Regions from separate parts of the Homo sapiens genome. Here all the other regions are linked to region 1. A link is a loop called in an ENCODE intact Hi-C map of the cell type or tissue named here. Cell type or tissue: dorsolateral prefrontal cortex. All regions are shown on one strand. Links, peaks and the distances in the headings refer to the core of each region. The heading gives the core; the rest is flanking DNA.

The links. A loop is a pair of places that touch in the nucleus more often than their neighbours do. Peaks named below come from ENCODE experiments on the same cell type or tissue, not always from the same donor. Only the 100,000 strongest peaks of a DNase experiment are listed, where the experiment ranks them.
Region 2: a loop joins it to region 1, with 2.2 times the contacts of the local background. A loop is called at or near these places in 1 of 110 quality-filtered maps.
Region 3: it touches region 1 in a loop (2.2-fold over the local background); 1 of 110 quality-filtered maps calls a loop at or near these places.

The regions. Positions count from the first base shown.
Region 1 is chr11:117,439,407-117,447,090 of GRCh38, reverse strand. It overlaps DSCAML1 (DS cell adhesion molecule like 1), which reads left to right. Exons shown (of 33, transcript NM_020693.4): 21 at 3,052-3,205; 22 at 7,155-7,272; 23 at 7,662-7,684. Among named protein-coding and RNA genes, the nearest start is that of CEP164, 120 kb to the right of the region's middle. RefSeq lists an enhancer at 3,555-4,535. In dorsolateral prefrontal cortex, for the core only: a CTCF peak has its summit at 3,369; a DNase peak (open chromatin) is centred at 3,360; H3K4me3 peaks cover 340 bases; H3K27ac peaks cover 1,418 bases.
Region 2 is chr11:117,661,741-117,668,010 of GRCh38, reverse strand. All of the region lies in intron 3 of DSCAML1 (DS cell adhesion molecule like 1), which reads left to right. LOC105369515 (a long non-coding RNA gene) reads right to left here. Exons shown (of 3, transcript XR_948060.3): 2 at 1,105-1,186. Among named protein-coding and RNA genes, the nearest start is that of DSCAML1, 130 kb to the left of the region's middle. RefSeq lists an enhancer at 4,544-5,229. In dorsolateral prefrontal cortex, for the core only: CTCF peaks have their summits at 3,929 and 4,136; DNase peaks (open chromatin) are centred at 2,974, 3,920 and 4,400; H3K4me3 peaks cover 1,565 bases; H3K27ac peaks cover 5,000 bases.
Region 3 is chr11:117,539,533-117,545,802 of GRCh38, reverse strand. The region is part of intron 3 of DSCAML1 (DS cell adhesion molecule like 1); the gene reads left to right. Among named protein-coding and RNA genes, the nearest start is that of CEP164, 210 kb to the right of the region's middle. In dorsolateral prefrontal cortex, for the core only: no CTCF peak of the experiment used is centred there; no DNase peak of the experiment used is centred there.

The sequences.
Region 1 (7,684 bases), core at 1,325-6,324:
TCTCGAACTCCTGACCTCAGTGATCCGCCCTCCTCAGCCTCCCAAAGTGCTGGGATTATAGGCATGAGCCACCACCGCACCTGACCTAAAACATGATCTTGAGTGGCTGTTTATACAGAATCTACTTAACCAGTCTCCCATTGTTCTGTATTTAATGTGTCTTTGAAATTTTCACCATTATAAATTACGTCTCAATGAACATCCTTCACAGAAATCTTTATGCACATATTTTAATATTTTCTTAGGGTAAATTTCTATAGGAATTCCTGGGTCACAAAGAATAAGTATTCTTAAAGTTCTGCATACAGACTTACAAATTGCCCTTCGGAGCATTTGCACCCATGTATGTTTCTACCAGCAGGGTGAGTGGCCAACAGTATTGTCCTTTGCACCTATGCTGATCCCACATTTGTTTTCTGATTTGTTCTGCTTTATTTTTGTTAGATGGATTTTTTATAAATGTGCCTTATTTTAAAGTACCTTTCTTTGGTTACTAGTTAGGTTGTATATGTTTATTGGCTATATTTTTCTTCTTTGGGTAATTGTCAATTTACGTCCTTTGTCCAGGTTTCTGTTTGGGTTTCTCATATTTTTCTTATTGATTTATAAGTGTTCTTTACATATTAAGGATAATAGCCATTTTCTGTCATATAAGTTGCAAGTATCTGCCAATTCATTGCTTTCCTATTGATTCTGGTTTTTTGTTTTTGTTTTTGTTTTTGTTTTGAGACAGAGTTTCACTCTTATTGCCCAGGCTGGAGTGCAATGGCACAATCTCAGCTCACTGCAGCCTCCACCTCCCAGGTTCAAGCGATTCTCCTGCCTCAGCCTCCCAAGTAACTGGGATTATAGGCATGCGCCACCACGCCTGGCTAATTTTGTATTTTTTAGTAGAGAGGGGATTTCACCATGTTAGTCAGGCTGGTCTCAAACTCCTGATCTCAGGTGATCCACCTGCCTTGGCCTCCCACAGTGCTGGGATTACAGATGTGAGCCAGTATGCCCAGCCTTTGATTCTGTTTTTGATGTATCATAGTTTTTCTTTTTACAGAAGCTGAATTTATCAATCATTTCCATTTATGATTTTGCCTTGATTTTTATGATTAGAAAAATGGGTAAATATTTACCTATAGTTTCTTCTTTCATAGCTTGCCTTTTTTCAAAAACCTTTGATCCACTGGAACTTTATTTGGGGCTATGTCTGTGTGCTTTTGAACATGATTTCAGGAGACTCACGGGGTGTCCAGGTTAAAAGGAAAGCGCCCAGTATCTGGGTTGGATGCTAATACCTACAAGAAGAGGCCAAACTTTCTTGCCCTGCCTGTGTAGGCACAAATATACACTCAGGTATACACTGATGCACACAAGCACATACACTCAGCTGTTCTCCACACATGCACATGTACATAGAAACACATACGTTCCTGTACTGTCACCAAAAACAAGCCCGGAGAAGAATATGTCCTAGTTTACAAAGGACGTGCACACCCCTGCCTCCTTGTGCCTCAGTCACACACAGGTTGGGCAGAGCTGTATTGCTTCCCTAGTTTGCAAGAGAGAAAACAGCGTCCAGAAACTATGGGCAACCTTACGGGCTGTATGCCCAGGAGGAAGGGCAGGAGGGTGTTGAAGCCACTACACTACCCCACACTTCAAGCACATATCAACGACAGATACGCACACCAGTCCCAGGGTGCTGTGGCCTGAAAGGGCTTCCCAACCACCAGGGCTCAAGGGTGGCTCTGCACCTGCCCCCCCGGACCTCCTGGATTCAAGGCCAGACCCCCACGAGGGAGGCAGGAGGAATATGCCAGGGAGCTGTGTGTGTGTGTTGCAGAGATGCCTGTGCCTTTTCCCCTAACATTTCCCTGCAGATGGCCTGGGGCCAAAAAGGATGTCTCCTCCTGTTATAAGTTATTGGGCCTCTCAGCCCCACTATGGGGCATGAAGAATGTCCCTCTGTGCCCATACATGCCTGGAGGTCTGTTCCTCAGCATGTGTGCATGCGTCTACATGTGTGTGTGCTTGTGAGCGTGTGTGTGCAAGATCCTGTGACTGCAGAGATAACTAATTATTAGCTCCCTCTGGCCTCGGGCCCCCATCTGTTCTGGGGCTGCTCTCCCTCCCTGGACTTCCGCTCTGTTTTCAAAGGGGCCCTGGTGCTGTCCTCCTCTCCCTTCCCTGCGGCTGACCAAAAAATAAAATAAAATGAAAGTCAGCCCCATCCCGCCCGTGCCAGGGAAGAGGCTGACAGGAGGTCTGCAAACTAGCGCTTATCAAAAGCTCCTTCTCAAATTCATTTCAATATCTGAGCCTCTGGTTTCCAAGGCAACATAATCTTTTCATCAAAGCAACTGGTAAAACCACTGGGATCCGATATTGTTTTGTTGGCAACTTGTCAAAACTGTCATTTTGTTAAAAAAAATTTTATAGATTTGTATAACCTACAAATATATATGGTGATCTATACCACTAATAATCATTAATAAAGTGCTACCCAGTAAAGCTTTCATAGTTCCTTCTCCCGCCCCCTCCTCCCTGGACGGGCGGGCGTGCTGCCTGCAAAATGCAGGAGTGGTAATTAGACGGCAGGGCTAGGAGGTGACGGGAGCCAGAGCAGGCTGCAGGAGCCTGTCTCCAACCCTCATCAGGCAGAGGCAGTCATTTGCCTTCTTCCTGAAGACTCTTTCCTCAGGGCTTTCCTGGGACCCCCTGTCCCCCATTCTCCCTTCTCCTGGCTACCCCGTCCCTCACCTAAAGTACTCACATCCCCTGGCCTGAGCCACAGCTGCCAGAGCGTGGATCAGTTAAAGAGGTAAACTGAGGCTGACCCAGCAACACCGCGAGGCAGGCCCATCAGCTCCCAGGGACCAAACCCAGGGCACACTCTGTCCGCTGCATCTCTAAAACTTGGAAAGGGCAAATAGGACAGAATCCTGCCTCGCATCCGACCCCGCCATCCTCTCCTCTGAGCCCCGGGCACTGAGGAAGATTTGGACGCTGGAGGGCCCCAGTTCTGCTTCTTAGAGCCTCTTTGCCTCTGCCCCGCAGGCTCCCAGCGAGTACGAGACGAGTCCAGAGCAGCTCTTCTACCGGATCGCCCACCTAAACCGCGGTCAGCAGTATCTGCTGTGGGTGGCCGCCGTCACCTCTGCCGGCCGGGGCAACAGCAGCGAGAAGGTGACCATCGAGCCTGCTGGCAAGGGTGAGAAGCCTGAGGCTGTGGCAGAGGGGCAAACACTTCCAAAAGCTCCCTTACAGAATCCTGGTTCTCCCCAGACAGGGTCTCTGCCTGCTCCGCTTTATCTGCCACCCAGCTGTGAGGAACTGGCCACCCGCCTGCCTCCCGCACACACCAAGACTGGGCCTCTGCTGCCCCCTGACTCCAGCAAAGCCTCACAACAGGCTGCCTCCGGCTCTTGCCTGGGGCGGGTGGACAGGGTGCACTCAGTTCCCGAGTCCAAACCCTACTCCCAGCTTGAAAAAGGGGGAGTCGCCTCTACCCCCAATTCAAAGCCGGGCCTTTGTCCCAATGCTCAGCTCCTCCAGAGGTGGCTACAGCCGGGTGTGCTGCTTCCACAGAGCAGCTGAGGCTCAAAGGAGAGCCCCCGTGCTGAACTGGACACCGGGCAGGGGTGATTCCAGCGATGGCGGATTCCTGCGATCCGCAGACCTTTACGGAGCGCGTGCTGTGAAGGAAGGCTCTGGGCTAGAATCAGACCCTCTTAGGGAGTGCCCCACTGAATCTCTGACCGGGACATGGGTGTGCCATGGGGGCTGCACCCCCACTTTTCAGAGGAATGACACTTCCAAGGCCTCATCCCAAGGGCAAGCTGTAGCAGCCGCGCAGGTAGAGCTGCAAGGCTGAGCGTCTGCCTCTCCCTGGGGCGTAGGAACTGGCCACAACTAGCCCAGGACCGCAGGTCCTCTACTTGCCGTTGGGCCTCCCTGGGCCCCTCCTCACTCCCCCACTCTCTTATCCACCGCAGCCCAGACGAGAGGAGGTGGTGCCTGCGCAGCCTGGCCAGCCTACCGGGGCCACTCAAGCTTCTCTTGGCCCAAACACAAGAGCCCCAAGCCCTACCCTGCCGCGGGCTCAGAGCCAGCCAGCATCTGATCGAGGGCCTACGGTGGGCCAGGGGCTTCCACCTGCCCTGCCAGCAGGGCTTGTTGACCCATTCCACAGCTGAGCAACCTGAGGCAGGAGTGGCATGGGCTGCAAAGACAACCGGGAAGGAGTGAGCTAGCTCTCCCAGCGCCAAGTCAGGGCTCTTTCCACACAGCCTCAGCACCTCCTACCACCCCCTAACCCCTACCACCAACCTCTTCTTCAGGAAGGGAAGGGGCCTAAAGCCTATCACCCTTCCAGAACAGCTAGCACTGGCCCAGAGGCAGGAGTGTGAGGGCTGGGCATCTTTGCAGAAGGCTGGCCTCTTCTCCTGGGGGCATTAAATAAACACGGTCCTAGAGAGCTGTGGACTTCCTAGAACACATTCACACAGCGTCACCTCACAGCCGCCCTGTGAGGTGGGAAAGACAACCACTCCTGCCCCCTTCCCCCATACACACACACGCACACACACACTGCACACTCATACATGTGCACACGCACAAACACATGCATATGCACGCGCACACACTTATACACACAGACCCACACATACATTTACGCACATACACATACTAATGTGCACACACATGCATACACACACTATACACACTAATATATGCATACACACATGCACACACATACACACTATACACACTAATACATGCATACACATATGCACACATATACACACATACACACTATACACACTAATACATGCACACACATATGCACATGCATACACACGCACACACACACTAGACACACTAATACATGCACACATGCACACACATACACACTATACACACTACATGCATATACGCATATACACACGCATACACACATGCATACACGTGCACACTCACATATGCACATACACAACATGCACTCACATGCATGTGCACAAACACGCATCTGCGCACACACATACACTAACACACACACACACATACACACACTCACATGCAGATGCACATACACACCCACACATACACACACATATGCACACACACCCTGAGACACAGATTCAGGGAGCCAACCCCAGCCTGTGGCAAAACCAGGTCTGGAACCTGATCTCTGGAGAAACTCTGAGAACACCCACAAAGCCCCCAGGCTTCTCACCGCCCCCGCATGGAGGCCGTCTTCATGTGGACCCCTCTGCCGGGCCTGTCTGGTGCCCCCACTGCTCCAAGCAGACCCCAGAACTCCCCTGCTCTGAGAGCCCCTTGGCACCTGGCACGACCAGCACAGGAGCCCACCCCCACGCCATGCACCTGAACCTCTCAGCTGCTCCCTCACTCTCACTCTCCCTCCACCCCAAGAAGGGCCCCAGCTCCATGGGCCTCCTCTACTCTCTGAGGCACTTGGGCACTTGGTTCCTTTAAATCTGGGCCTGGCGATCTCCCAGGCACTAGATGCATTTACCCACCCACCACACTCTGGGCACCTGTGGCCCCGCACCTTCTGTGATGCTGCTGACCCAGTCCTCCGCCACCACCCTTGGGACACTCCCGTCCTCTCTTCTGTGCCTGTGCATGCTGATCCTAGAGTTGGTCACTTCCCTGTCAGTCTGCATCCCCTCCTGTGGCCTCATCATGCCTGCTGACTCTCAGATCAGCGTCTTTGGTCCAGGCATCTCTCTGGTGCTCCAGAACACGCACCCACCTGTGGTCTAGCTACAGCTGTGGCTGCACTGTGGACTCAGTATGAGATGAAGCCATCCGGTCCTTCCTGCCAAGCCTGCCCCTCCTTCAGTGTGCCCTGTTCCCATGAGGGTGCCATCACTCACCTTGGTGGCCCAGCCAGAATCCTGGGAGCCATCCTTCCCTCCCCGCTCTCTTCCCCCAAACCAGCCAGACCCTAAGTTTTGTCAGCTCTTGCTCTGAGCCCCTCATCTCCCCACTGCTACGCATCACCTCCAGCCTGCATTCTGGCCACCATCCTGTCACGTTCTGTGTCCTCCAGGACCCCCTCCACCAAACTATCCTCTGCAAGCAGCCAGGATGCATCTGAAATCGGCTGAGGACACCACTCCTTTTTTTTTTTTTTTTTTTTTTTTTTTGAGACAGAGTCTTGCTCTGTCACCCAGCGTGGAGTGCAGTGGCATGATCTCGGCTCACTGCAACCTCCACCTCCCAGGTTCAAGCGATTCTCTCGCCTCAGCCTCCCGAGTAGCTGGGGTTACAGGCACCTGCCATCGTGCCCGGCTAATTTTTTGTATTTCTAGTAGAGAGACAGGGTTCTGCCATGTTGGCCAGGCTGGTCTTGAACTTCTGACTTCAACCTCAGGTGATCCGCCTGCCACAGCCTCCCAAAGTGCTGGGATTACAGGCGTGAGCCACCAGGCCTGTCCAACACCACTTCTTATAACCCTCTGGTGGCGGCTTTCTAAGAGGGAGTCCAGTCTCCTGGCCCTGCCAACAAAGCCCCCAAGATTCTACTTCTGCCCGTCCCCTTGGACTCAAGCTTTGGTTACCCCAGAGTATTTGCAAACCCTCACAGCTGCCGTGAGCTTCAGGTCTCCATGTCTGTGCTTAGTGCTATTCCCTCTTCTTGACATGTGTCTCCTTCCCTGCTTATAAAGTCTTTCTTAACCTTCAAGTCAGAGCTTCCAATTCCAGATGCTATTCCCGGCCGTTGCCTCCACTGCCCACTTATGGGCAGCATTCATTCCCCCTGCCTCGCACCCCTAGGCTTCCTCGTGCCTGCACCTACCATAGCATTTTGCCCCGTTATAATTTTTCCTTAAGTATCTGTCTCCCTCTTGGATGGTGATCAACGTGAGGACAGGGAATAAATCATACTCATTTTTTGAATCCTCAGAGCCTCTTGTGATCCTGACCATAACTGGTATTTCATCAATGTTTCTTGAGTCAATGTCTCCCAGCCAATATTCCCTGACACCTACCCCTCACCAAAAGCCCAAGGTGGAGGTCAGATCGGGGAGGGAGGATTTGAACTGTAAATCCAGGGGGCCCTAAGGAAGGAGGCCAGGATATTGTGCAGGGGTAGAAGTGGAGTGGCCCTCATCCTCTCCTCCCTGTAGCCCCAGCAAAGATCATCTCCTTTGGGGGCACCGTGACAACACCTTGGATGAAAGATGTTCGGCTGCCTTGCAATTCAGTGGGAGATCCAGCCCCTGCTGTGAAGTGGACCAAGGACAGGTGTGTGTCGGGACAGTGGAGGGATGGGGTGGCCCCAAAGAGGGATATAGTAGAAGAGCGGTGTGGAGAAGAGTCTGGGGCCCTCCTGCCTGGTGACCCGGTTGCCTCCAGGCCTGCAGAGGCCCTGCAGGGTGTGCTGCTACTGCTCTCTCAAGCAGGCCTGGCCTCCTGGCTCCCCTCTTGGGAGCCAAGGACCTCCCTTCCCCGGATGGTTAAAGAGGCTGGGTTACCTCATACCCCCAGGGAGTGCTGAGCAAAGCCCCAAGAACCCGGCGTTCCCTGGCGAGCCTCCTTCCACCCCCAGCTCTCTTTGTCACACACCGGGGGGAGGGCCTCAGGAGGAAGGGGTGCTTGACATGACCCACCCGCCCCATCCTCGCCCCTGGCAGTGAAGACTCGGCCATTCCAGTGT
Region 2 (6,270 bases), core at 1,271-6,270, 220 kb before region 1:
GGTGTTTGGCTGTTATATTGTTCTCAGAGTCAGGTCAACTTGCTTTCTCTGACATCGGGCACCTAATGAGCAGTAGTAGATCATCTGGCACTAGATTCCATATCCCTCCCTTCTTCTCCACTGCAAGAATTACAAACACAAATCTGCCTTCGATGTGTTCGGATACAGGGTGGCTCATGGGACAGGAAAAAGTACTGGATACTGAATGGGAAGCAGCATTTCCTCTTGGGAGTAAGGATGCTGCCAAGCCTCCAACCACCTTTTTCTGGGTGCTATAATCAACGATCAACTCTGAAGGTTGGATTCTGTTTCAGGTCAGGAGGTGGCTTTTGAGGCACTTAAAACAGAGGAGGAAGTCAGGCTGAGGGGCTAGTGGGAAACTGAGTCCTGGATGCAAAGAGGAAGGAAGAGTTGGGAAGAAGCAGAAAGGAGTTAACTATCTGGAACCAGTCTCAGTGTCTGGGCTGGCTCTTCAGTGCCCAAGGAGATGAGCACCGCCCCCAGCCCCGGCCACCCTGGCAAGCTGGCCCATTAGAGAGTGAGGGGCTAGTCAGACCCCGGGCAGAACCATTACCAATGTTGACTTATTTATTTACTTTTTATGAGACGGAGTCTCTGTCACCCAGGCTGGAGTGCAGTGGTGCCATCTTGGCTCACTACAACCTCTGCCTCCCGGGTTCAAGCAATTATCGTGCCTCAACCTCCCGAGTAGCTAGGATTATAGGCATGCACCACCACGCCCAGCTGATTTTTGTATTTTTAGTAGAGACAGGGTTTCACCATGTTGGCCAGGCTGGTCTCGAACTCCTGACCTCAAGTGATCCACCCACCTTGGCCTCCCGAAGTGCTGGGATTACAGGCGTGAGCCATCGTGCCCAACCACCAACATTGACTTTGTCAGGAGAGCAGGCTCCTTGTCCCACCTGAGCCTGCCAGCCATCTCGGGAAAGCTGGGTGTTGCTCCTTGGACCCCCCAGCTGCTGTCCAGACTCCTGGATGAACCAACCACCCAGACCAGGCCACTAACACCTGCTGACTGCCCACCTGACAGCCCTACCCCCAAAACTGCATGATGGTGAATACATGGATTCGGACAGTAATTACCTGCATTATGGAGAGCTTACCACGTGCCACGCATCTGCTAGGCACTCCAGATCCATCACTGCATTTCATCCTTCCAGCCACCCTGAGAGAGGCAGAGGCATTGAAATCACCACTTTACAGAAGAAGAGATCAAGGCTTATAGCCCTCTGAGGTAGCCACATCTAAAACCAAGCCTGAATTTGCGACCTTCCTTTAGACAATGCACTCCTGCCGGGGCCAGCCCTTCAGAGGGGTCTTTTGCCCGTAGCTCAGGCCTCATACTCCCCACCACCTGAGGCTGAGGCTGTTCTGCAGAACTGGGGGTGGGACACAGGCTCAGTGAGGGAGAGAGAGGAGTGGGAAGTTGGGATAGTACCCAGAGAGAGAGGCCCGGCAGCAGCTTTGTCCTCAGGGGCATTTGGCAGCAGCTGAGAGGCCAGATCAGGAAACAGGCAGAAAGTCAAACCAGGGATAAGACAAGAACAAAGGCCTGAAGTCCTAGGGGTACTCTGTTATAATGTAGGCGTCTGACTATTAGACAGAGGCAGGGGCACTAACATTGATTACACAACTTCTAAAATCCACTATGGAAAATGCTAGCTACTGGGTGGGTTCTTTGCATGTGTGATCTTGTTTGATCCCCAGCACGCTTACAGCAGGTATTAACACTCCCAATTTACAGATGTGGAAATTGATGCTGAAGAGGCTGGCTCGAGGGTCCACTGGTAGGAAGCACCGGAGGCTGGATGTGACCTCAGGGCCTTCTGAGATCCATGCCCCTCTCACCATACTATTCTGCTTCCTGGGGCCCAAGGAGGCCAACAAACAGCCCCTCGGAGCATTACAGGGTTCTCAGCAGCAGCCCTGAGCTCTGACCGCAGTGATGGAGGAGAACCAGCCACTGACCAACTGCCCAAAAGTCCTTCCTCAATCCTCACGCAGGCAATAGAGAGAGAGGGTCCTGGACTGTGTTTGGTGTTGTGTGTGCCTTTGCAAAAGTCTCTGACTTCCCAGAGCAATGGATTCCTCATCTGGGAAATGAGGAGGTTGGGCTGACTATAGATCCCTGTTTCTTTCCTTTTTTGACTCTTTGCCAACCTATACGTTGGCAGTGTCTTAGGGCTGTGTGGCATTGCCTCACACCTTACTAGCCCCGTGTCCTGGGCAGGGACTGAGGCCGTTGGGATTATGGGCTCAGGTACCATGCTGCCTGGTGTGAATCCCAGTTCCACGCATGCTGCCTGTGTGATGGTGGGCGAGTTACTATCTCTGGGCCCAGTCTCCTCATCTGTAAAATAGGGACAATGACAATACCTGGCTGCAGAGATAGATTTTCCAGGAAGCCATTGCAGCTTAAGCTTCAGAGCCCCTTATTTGCACAGACCCAATCTGAGGCCCTATTTTATAAGTAGACTGCCAAAATCATATGCACTTCACATCCAAAAACCCGGAGCCACTCCTGCCTGAGTGTTCCTGAGTACGCACTCGGCTCTTAGACCACAGCTCGCGTACTCTGTGCCCACAGGAAGGGTTAGCTGTGCTTGTGGCTGTCATTGCTGTTATTCCATTGAGGTAGCCTCATTTTACAGAAAAGAAACCAAATCTTAGATATGTCCTTTGACTTGTTTATAACTGCCCAGCTCGTACGAGCCGACTTCCAGTCCCCTTGGGGACACCAGAGAAGAAAATGAGCTAGTCCTGGACTTCAAGGGGCCGATTGTGTGGTCAGGGAGACTGGGCCCACATGAACAAGGCATCACAACTGTGAAAAGCCATAGGTCAGAGGCCAGCCTGGGAGCAGCTCGAGGGCTCAGGGAGGGTCATAAGGGCAGGAGTTGTCAGCACAGACTTCGGCAGGAAATAGGACTTCCACTGAGATGGGCGGGGCTTGGCCTGGCTACCAACAAGCATGGCAAAGTGAGAGAAACAAGAAGGAAAGGCAGAAAGGGTGCTGGGTCTGGGGGTGCCCAGATCAGCAGGCAGACCACAGTGTTTGTTGATAGACGTGGTTCTGAAGGTGCCCAGCAGACACGCGGCCGTGAAAGGGACAAGGTAGCTGCTTGTTCAGCTAAGGCAAAGCCAGGAGGAGTAGGGGTGTGGAACTCCACCATCATGGGTCTGTGGGTGTATTCTTTTAAAGACAGCTAGAGGCTCTGAGAATGCTAGGCCTCCCCATGTATTGTCATTAGTTTGTAAACCAGGCCATCAGGAAACAGTTCCGCAAAAATCCATGAATACTCATAACACTCGTCAACCAAAAATGCGAGGAGCTCCCTTTGTGGAGTGTCCATTACGGGGTAGACATTGTGCTAAGTGCCCCCTACCCTTTTTTAAATTGAGGTGAAATTCACATACAGCGCTAGGTACTTTTCATATACAAGCGTAACACCTCAAAACAGCAATGTAAGGTAGGAGCTGTCATCCCTATTTTTGCAGAAAGGGGAACTGAGCCTCCTTGAGATGATGTGACTTGATCTCTGTCACATGGCAGGGAGGTGTCAGAGGGGCCCTGGGAAGTAGATCTGAGTGGATTCAAAGTCCCCACCCTCTCTATCCCACTGCAATTCATAAATGTACTTATTCATATAAATTGTTGAATAAATAAAAATACCTGCTCAGAAAGCCTGTCAGCAGCCACCGCTCCTTAGAGTGTCATTGTTGTAGATTTGGCTAATTGCCTACCACGGCCCCTCGCCGGTCTAGGCCTCGGGTTCTCTGCAAGTCTGGCTGAATGTGGGCCCCTGAGCTGTTTGTCTGAAACGCTGCCACCATTCCTCTCTGGACTGAGAGTCCTGATCCCCTCCCCTGGCCTCCTCTCCCAGCATCCTGGAACTACGCCCTCTCTCTTCCCAGGCCCGGCCCCTCCTCCCGGCTGCTGGGAGCCACGGCATTTTCTGGGGTGCACTGTTGTGTCTCCAATGTTTGGTGATGGCGCTGAGCAATACAGCCTTGCAGCCGGCCTTGCTGTACTTGTTACAGCTCAGCGGAAACACTGGTGCTCTTTGGAAGAGCAGGGGAGGAATAAATGTTTCAGTCACGCTATAAATAATGTAGCGGGGAAAGATGTTGTGTAAGTGGTGCTCTGGGTTTTGCCAGGAGGTATGTTTTCCTTCCTTCTTTCTTTTTTCTCTTTTACCTTCCTCCCCCAGCCCCCCTGTACTCAGTCCGATACAGAATGCCTCCCACCAGGGATCAGAGGGAAACAGCTCTGCTCCAAGGGAAGGAGAAGATTAAACTGTTGAAACTAAACAAATCAATCCCTGTAGGGAAAGGGCAGGGGGAGGGGAAGTTCTGGCCTGGCCGGGCACTTGGCGGCGATGTGGGCACAGTGAGAGAGAGCCTCCTGGAAGAGACTGGGTTCACTCCTTCCAGTGGCAGTGGGAGAGGGGCAGGAAGTACCATGGAGAGCCTCCTGTATCTCCATGGTACTTCCTGCCATGGATTCTAGCCCTTCCACTTTCTCAGTCCAGCACGTGGAAGAGCTCCCAGAGGGATGCTGGCTGGCTTCTGCTTACAGGACTGACACCACTGGTGGGGGATGGCCTCAGAGTCCTGGGCGCCAGGCTGGGAAACCAAAGGTAGAGGAAGCAGAAGCAGAGCCCAGTTTGGGGGAAAGGTGGGAGCAAAGACTGAACCCAGGTAGGAGGGCCAGGTGGAGCCATGACAGCAAGGTAAGCCGTGAGATCAGAAGCACTGTGGGAGGTGGGCAGGCTGTCAGGGCTGACTCTGCGATATAGCAAGGATATCGAAGGCTGGCTTTTCGGTAGCGTGCAATGCCATGGGTCTGAGAGTGGGTCTCATGCTGAAAGATGCCTTTGCCTTCTTCCTGCTGCTCTGGGCCTCAGCGTTGCCTGGGGTTCAGCCAGCATCGGATGGAGTCCTTCCCCATCTCCGGGGGGCAAGTGGATGTGGTAAGGCAAAGGCAATGACAACTCCGGTAGGGCTTATATCCGGGAACCAGAAGAACCCGTGATGTTTTTCTGAGTCTACATTTATTTAAATGCCGCCTGGCAATCACATGCTTGGGAATCATCTGGGGAGCTTGTTAAAAATTGCAGATTTCTTGTCCCCATTCCAGGCCTACTGAATTCAAATTTTGAGTGGGGCCCAAGAATCTGCATTTTAAGTAAGCACGCTGGGTGACTCTAATTTGCAAGAATTTTGTTAACCCCTATTTAAGAGCTGCATTCCACATCTTCGGTTTGAAAGGATTTGCTGGAGAAAGCCTCTACACCTACCTGAAAACCAATGTCCCTGTGTAATTGAATACTGTCCATTTCACAATCTAGAAACATTGACTAAGCACCTACTATGTGCAGGGTGTTGTGCTAGGCTGTTGCCTGGAGCCAAAGACACAGTCTTAGGATGGAAGGGATCTCAGAGAGCATCTGCCACCCATGAGAGAGCCTTTTCTCTGGCATTCTCGACGAGTGGTCATCCGTGAACTCACGACTCTGTGAGACAGCCAAGTCTGCAGTTGGCTGGATTGCAGGTCCTGATTCTGCCTCCGGGCATTTGGGCCAATTGTGCTCCCTCTCATACATGACAGCCCTTCACATTTCGAAGCCGTCTGTCATGCTACCTTGAAATCTCTTTTCCAGACTGAAAACTACTGGTTCCATGAAAGGGAGCGTTTGCCTAGACTTCTCAGTTTCCTCCTCACCTGCTTCAGCCTTCTCTTCTCTGAATACTTGGGTTAGTGACCATCCTTTTTTAAAAAAACATGGCACTTGCCCCTGGGGTGTGACCAACAGAAGTGAAGGACTGAGACAAACCCTCTCTTCCCTTTTTCTGGATACAGACCAGCCTTTGTCCTGGGATGCTGCCTTTAGAGGAGAGAGGCTGCTCCTCCAGGACAGCATTTAGTGGCAGAAGCACTTCTGAGAAAGGCAAGAAACAAGTTGCATCCAGGCCACTCCAAGCCCTCATGGTCCTTAGTGCTGAAGTCTCGCTGACCCAGAGTTTGGGTACTGGTGTCTGGCCTTCAAGGAACTGTTTGGTGGGCAACAGCCAGCAGGCAGGCCTCAACCCTAGACTATGCTAGAAGGTGCCAACTCTGCCTTCCATCCAGCCACTCTTTTTCATAGGCCCAGTCCCTATGACTCTATTAGTCACCATCTGACATCCTCAGCTCTTCCCCTCCATCCAGGCAGTGCCAGGAAAAAGCTGCTCATTAGCAAGGAAAGA
Region 3 (6,270 bases), core at 1,271-6,270, 99 kb before region 1:
GATGAGGCCCAGCCTGTGTTAACGACCCATTCCCAGGGCTAGTTCCCTGCCCACCTCATCCCTGGATGATGCCTTCAGCTTCCTCCCTGCCTCCCCTCAGCTCCTGGCCCCTGATGCCCACCGGATGGTCTTAGACTCAGTCTTTCTTCCCCATCACATTCTCTGAACCCAGCCTGTACAGTACAGCCTGAAGCCTGGTGACCTTCAGAATTGGCTCCCCTCTGCCTTTCTCCCCTCCCCATCTTCATGTCTTTGCAGAGCAGGACCCGGTTCTAGAATGTCTGTTAGTGCTGGAAGAGTCCTAGGGAAGAGCATGTCCAGATGAGGAGTGTATTCATTTTCTCTGGCTGCCATAACACAATACCACAGACTGGGTGGCCTAAACAAATTTCTTTCTTACAGTTCTGGAGGCTGGAAGTCTAAGGTCAAGGTCATGGCAGGTGTGGTTTCTGGTGAGGCCTCTCTCCCTGGCTTGCAGATGGCCACCTTCTCGCTGTGTCCTCACATGGCCTTTTCTCTGTGTGTGCACATCCTTGTGTTTTGTGTGTGTGTGTGTGTGTGTGTGTGTTTTTTTTTACGGAATCTTGCTCTGTCGCCCAGGCTAGAGTGTGGTGGCACGATCTCAGCTCACCACAACCTCCACCTCCTGGGTTCAAGCAATTCTCCTGCCTCGGCCTCCCGAGTATCTGGGATTACAGGCGCCCGCCACCACGCCCAGCTAGTTTTTGTATTTTTAGTAGAGACCGGGTTTTTTCATCTTGGCCAGGCTGGTCTCAAACTCCCGACATCGTGATCCACCCATCTCAGCCTCCCAAAGTGCTGGGATTACAGGCATGAGCCACCACACCCAGCCTCTTCCTCTTGTTATAAGGGCATCATCAGTCAGGACCCCACCCTCATGACTTCATTTAACCTTAACCACCTCTTTAAAGGCTCTATCTCCAGATACAGTTGCATTGGGAGTTAAGGCTTCAACATAACATGTTGGGGGAAACAATTCAGTCCAAAACAAGGAGGATCTAAAACCTAGAGCCAGCCTGGCCTGAGCTGGGACTTGAATCCCTGTTCCCGACTCACATCTCATGTGCTTTTCACTCTGCTACAAATCTCCCTCTGGGGTACTGAGTTGAGGGTTTACAATCCTAGGAGTTCAGAGTCCAAGGAAAGGAGAGGAAGAAGGATGGGCCTGGCTTCCCTTGGTTTTTTCAAACCCAGGCTGGCAGGGACTCCCAGGTTATTCACCATCAGCAGGTGGAACCAAAAGGAAAGAAAGGAAGGTGCCCTGCAGAGTCCGCCTTGACTTGCTCCCCGCAGGCTGCCCTGGTGCCAGGGCCCCCAGGCAGGAGCTAATTCCCGCCAGCCAGGAAGTATCCATCACCCTCAACTGCCCTGCCCCACAGCACAAATAGCTTGGGAGGAAAGGACAGCCCTGATTGTGGGGCAAGTTATCTCATTAGTCCTATGAACTATCTGCAGGCTCCACACTGCAGGCTGACGACACTGTTTTTATAAATCTGTATTGCATGGAGCAGCAACTGGTAACCTGTATTGATTGCAATTTCTCTTTTTGAATTGGGAGGTCCCTGGGGGCCAGTTGAGGTACTTCGAGGCCCTGGCATCCTGAAGCTACCCCAGGAAACAGACTTGAGCTGTGACAGACTAAGTAGCTCTTCTCTTCCAAGAGAGACAACGATTTTTTTCTGACCCTGTGGCCAAAGCCTGGTCTCAATGCAAAGCCTCACCCTATTCGCTTCCTCCTCCCTCTGACTCCATATCCCCCATTGCCTACTGGGACCTTCCTTGCAGAGGAAATGGGGGAGGCAAAGCAGGAAACCCCTTCCTCAGCTTCTGGTTTTCCTGCTTCAGGAAGGCATCTGACTCCAATAGTGGAAAAGCAGCTCCCAACCCCATGTGAATACCTATGCACTACATACGCATCATAGACCTGCCTCCCATTTAGTATTAAGATCTTTAAAAAAAACAAAACAAACAAAAAAAAAACTGCCCTATAAGCATGCAGTGCATATACATCACAACAGCCTTTCATAAGTATTGTTGCATGGACACCACAGAAGAACTCCACGAACAGAGAAAATCGGGGTTTAGAATCCCTAATTTGGGGGTGAGCAAACGCCCAGAAAGGTTAACAGGTGTTCCTAAAGCCACACAGCTGGTAGGTGGCAGGTCTCAAACCTCCAAATACAGAGCTCTGTATAGTACCCATTGGGACCTATGCCTCCCTAAGCTGCCAGCCCCTTTCTTGTCCCCTACAATGCCCCATCAGCCTGTGCAAGTGTACCCAACAGGTACATGCACCAGCACAGGGTCACACACCAGCGCAGGTACACATGCCAGTGCAGGTACACACACCAGCACAGGGTCACACACCAGCACAGGTACACAACATGCCAGCACAGATACACAACATGCCAGTGCAGGTACACACACCAGTGCAGGTACACACACGAGCACAGGTTCACAAGCCAGTGCAGGTACACAACATGCCAGCGCATGCACCATGCTCCCTTGCAGGCACATTCAGCCACCTGCCCAAGATCACACTTCCCACTAACACATGGCAACTGATCATGGCAGGATTTTTTTTCTCCCTAAGCCTCAGCTTCTGAGTCCCCCTAACCTCTTACTTCACTCTGCACTAGCCTGTGAGATCATTCATCCACTCTTTCATTCAGTAACTGTAATGTCTTCCAAAACTGGTCTCATCTCACCATTTGCCCACCCACCTACTGTGGCCCTGGCTAGTGAGAGGGAAGCCTCCATCGGAAGAATGAAGAGGCCAGGGGACCAACCTCTGCCCAGAAAGGAGAGAGAAGTCCACCTCACGGGGAAGGGGTTAGCCAAAGCACCCCCAGCATGCAGCACACACTTTCCTGGCAGCAGGGTTGGAGGAAACAGCTCTGAATTTGTGTTCAGGAGCCCCAGGTGTGAGTCCAGGCTCTTCCACTCACTAGATGTGTGGCTTGAACAAGTCTCTTAGCCCAAGCCATAATTTCCTCATCTGTAAAGGAAGAGAAGGATGGTCTTCCTAGGTGTGTACCAATGGTCAAGAGAGGGAAGATGTGCCTGGCACAGTGCCTAGTATTTGATAGGCATTTCAGCACATGGGTGCCCACTGATTCATGCACCTCGGGGTGCTTTTCTCGCAGTTTTTATAACAATTTAAGATATTTCACCTGGATCTCTCTCCAAATCCAAAGTACAGTGCTTGGAGAGAGGTACCTAAAAGAGTTGGGGAGGGGAAGTTTATAGCTGCTGGTGCCTGGACACAGGGCTTCTTCCACAAGGGCCCGAGCTGTGGAAACCTTTCATGTGTAAGAGATTGAGCTCCCCTTAAGACAGGCAGAGATGGAACCACCCAAGGCAGCTTGAGTCCAGGGCTTCTCTTTCCTCAGAGCACAGCACTACATCGCCTGCACTGTTTTTTTTTTGTTGTTGTTGTTGTTGTTGTTTTTGTGTTTTGTTTTGTTTTGTTTTGTTTTGTTTTTTTGATAGGGAGTCTCACTCTGTCTCCCAGCTGAAATGCAGTCATGCGATCTCGGCTCACTGCTGGATTCAAGCGATTCTCCTGTCTCAGCCTTCTGAGTAGCTGAAATTACAGGAGCCTGACACCATACCCAGCTAATTTTTGTATTTTAGTAGAGACGGGGTTTCACCATGTTGCCCAGGCTGGTCTCAAACTCCAGACCTCAAGTGATCCACCCTACTTGGCCTCCCAAAGTGCTGGGATTACAGGCATGAGCCACAGTGCCCGGCCTCATTGCATCTTCTATTTCACATACCTCTGATCTGAATGTTGGGTCCTGGACTTGAATGTGGTTCCATCCTGAAACCAGCAGCCCTGTGTTGCTAGTAGTCCCTCTTCGGGCTGGGGGTAGCATTTCCAATCTAATCACCTAACGAAGAAGAGGTACATCTTTAGTCGGAGAGGGACACAGAAGCCGGGATGCTACTGAGGGAGTGTCTGTTCCCACCTTCCCCCTGGGCCCTGCCATGGGAAGTGTGAGGTCCCACTGCCCACATGGGCTCAGCTGGGAGGCCTTGCAGGGGCCTCACTAAGATAAGACCACCATGGCTTACAGTCCAGACAACCTGGGCTGTGTTCTTGTCTGTACTTTTTCTCTTCTGTTAGCTCCAAACCATCCATCTTGCTTTATGTCCCAAGCTGGGGAAACAAGGAAAGGATCAAAGTGGCCCAAAGAGGAAATAGTGGCCCAAACCATTGCAATGTGGCAGCAGTGGCTAGAGGGGGAGAGACAACCAGGGCACAGGGCACATTGGGAACAGGAGTCCAGGTTGGAAGTTCAGCTGCCTCACCCCATGTGGAGATGCCTCCTCCACTGCCAGGATTCATTGATTCAACACATCAGATGTTCACTGAGCATCTGCTGTGTGCAAGATGTCTTCTGGAGCTGGCATACAGGGTGAACCAAAATAACTTCTTGCTCTCAAACAGAAGCAGCGTGTGCTCCAAGGACAAATAAAGCAGAGTAAAGAGTTGGGCAGGGACGAGGGACACAGTCTAATTTTTAGAGAGTGGTCAGACAAGACTTCTCCAAGGAGCTGTCTACTAAGCAGAGACCTGAATGAGGCCAGAAGTAAGTCAAGGAAAAAGCATTTCAGGCCAAAAGGAATTTGTGACAGCAAAGGCCTTGGGGTGGAAGTGTGCAAATGCACGTGCAGACACACGCATTTTAAAATCCCCGTAGTAGATGATCCTCAAGGGTTATTGCAGCTCCAACATTCCTTAAGCCGTGAACTTCTAAATCGCTGGGGGAGAAAGGTTCTTAAGGATGGTCTGGTTTATTTCTTCTATTCAAGACTGAAATCCCCTACGCAATATCTCAGCCAAGGGTTTCTTCAGCATCAACTTAAATACCCCCCAGTGACAGGAGACTCACTACCTGACAAAGACACTCATTCCAACTTTTTTTATTATTATTACTGTACTTTAAGTTCCAGGGTACATGTGCACAACATGCAGGTTTGTTACAGAGGCATACATGTGCCATGTTGGTTTGCTGCACCCATCAACTCGTCATTTACATGAGGTATTTCTCCTAATGCTATCCCTCCCCCCAGCCCCTCATCCCCCGACAGGCCCTAGTGTGTGATGTTCCCCGCCCTGTGTCCAAGTGATTTCATTGTTCAAATCCCACCTATCACTCATTCCAACTTTTTATAGCCTTGACTTAAATTTTTTTTCAACTTTAATTGTGGTAAAATATACATAACATAAAATTTACCATCTTAATCATTTTTAAGGGTTAAGTTCAGTCATGTTTAAGTTCAGTTGCCTTTTGTAAAACTGAAACTCCATTCCCTTTAAACCAGCAGTCCCCCACTGGTTTCATGGAAGACGATATTTCCACGGGACAGGGGTAGGGGGATACGGGTGAAACTGTTTCATTTCAGATCATGAGGCATTAGATTCTCATAAGGAGCGTGCAACCTAGATCCCTCGCAGGCACAGTTCACAATAGGGTTCGCACTCCTGTGAGAATCTAATGCTGCTGCTGATCTGACAGGAGGAAATGCTCGCTCGCCTGCCACTCACCTCCAGCTCTGAGGCCCAGTTACTAACAGGCCACGAACAGGTACTGGTCCACGGCCCCAAGGTTGGGAACCCCTGCATTAAACAACTCCCCCTTTTCCCTCCCTCTAGCCCCTAGCAACCACCATTCTACTTTCTGTCTCTATGAGCTTGACAACTCCAATACTTCCTATAAGTAAAGTAGAATCATGCCATATTTGCCTTTTTGCAGTTGGCTTATTTCACTTAGGATAATGTCCTCAAGACGCATCCATGTTGAAGCACGTGCCCAAATTTCCATCTTTTTCAAGACTGAATAATATTCCATTGTATGTATATATCACATGTCGTTTATCCATTTGTCTGTTGATGGACAGTTTGGTTTCTTCCACCTTTTTGGCTATTGTGAATAACGCTGCTATGAACTTGGGTGTGCAAATATCTCTCTCCCTGCTTTCAGTTCTTTTGGATATATACCCATAAGTAGAATCACTGGATCGTATAGTAATTCTATTTTTTATTTTGGGGGGAACCATCACACTACTTAATCTTGACTTTTGAATGCTCACTTTTGTGTGCATCTGGCAAACCTCTTGCCACTGCTAATTAGACCTTTATTCCTTTTTTTTTTTTTTTTTTTTTTTTGACAGAGTTTTACTCTTGTTGCCCAGGCTGGAGTGCAATGGCGTGATCTCAGCTCTCTGCAACATCCACCTCCC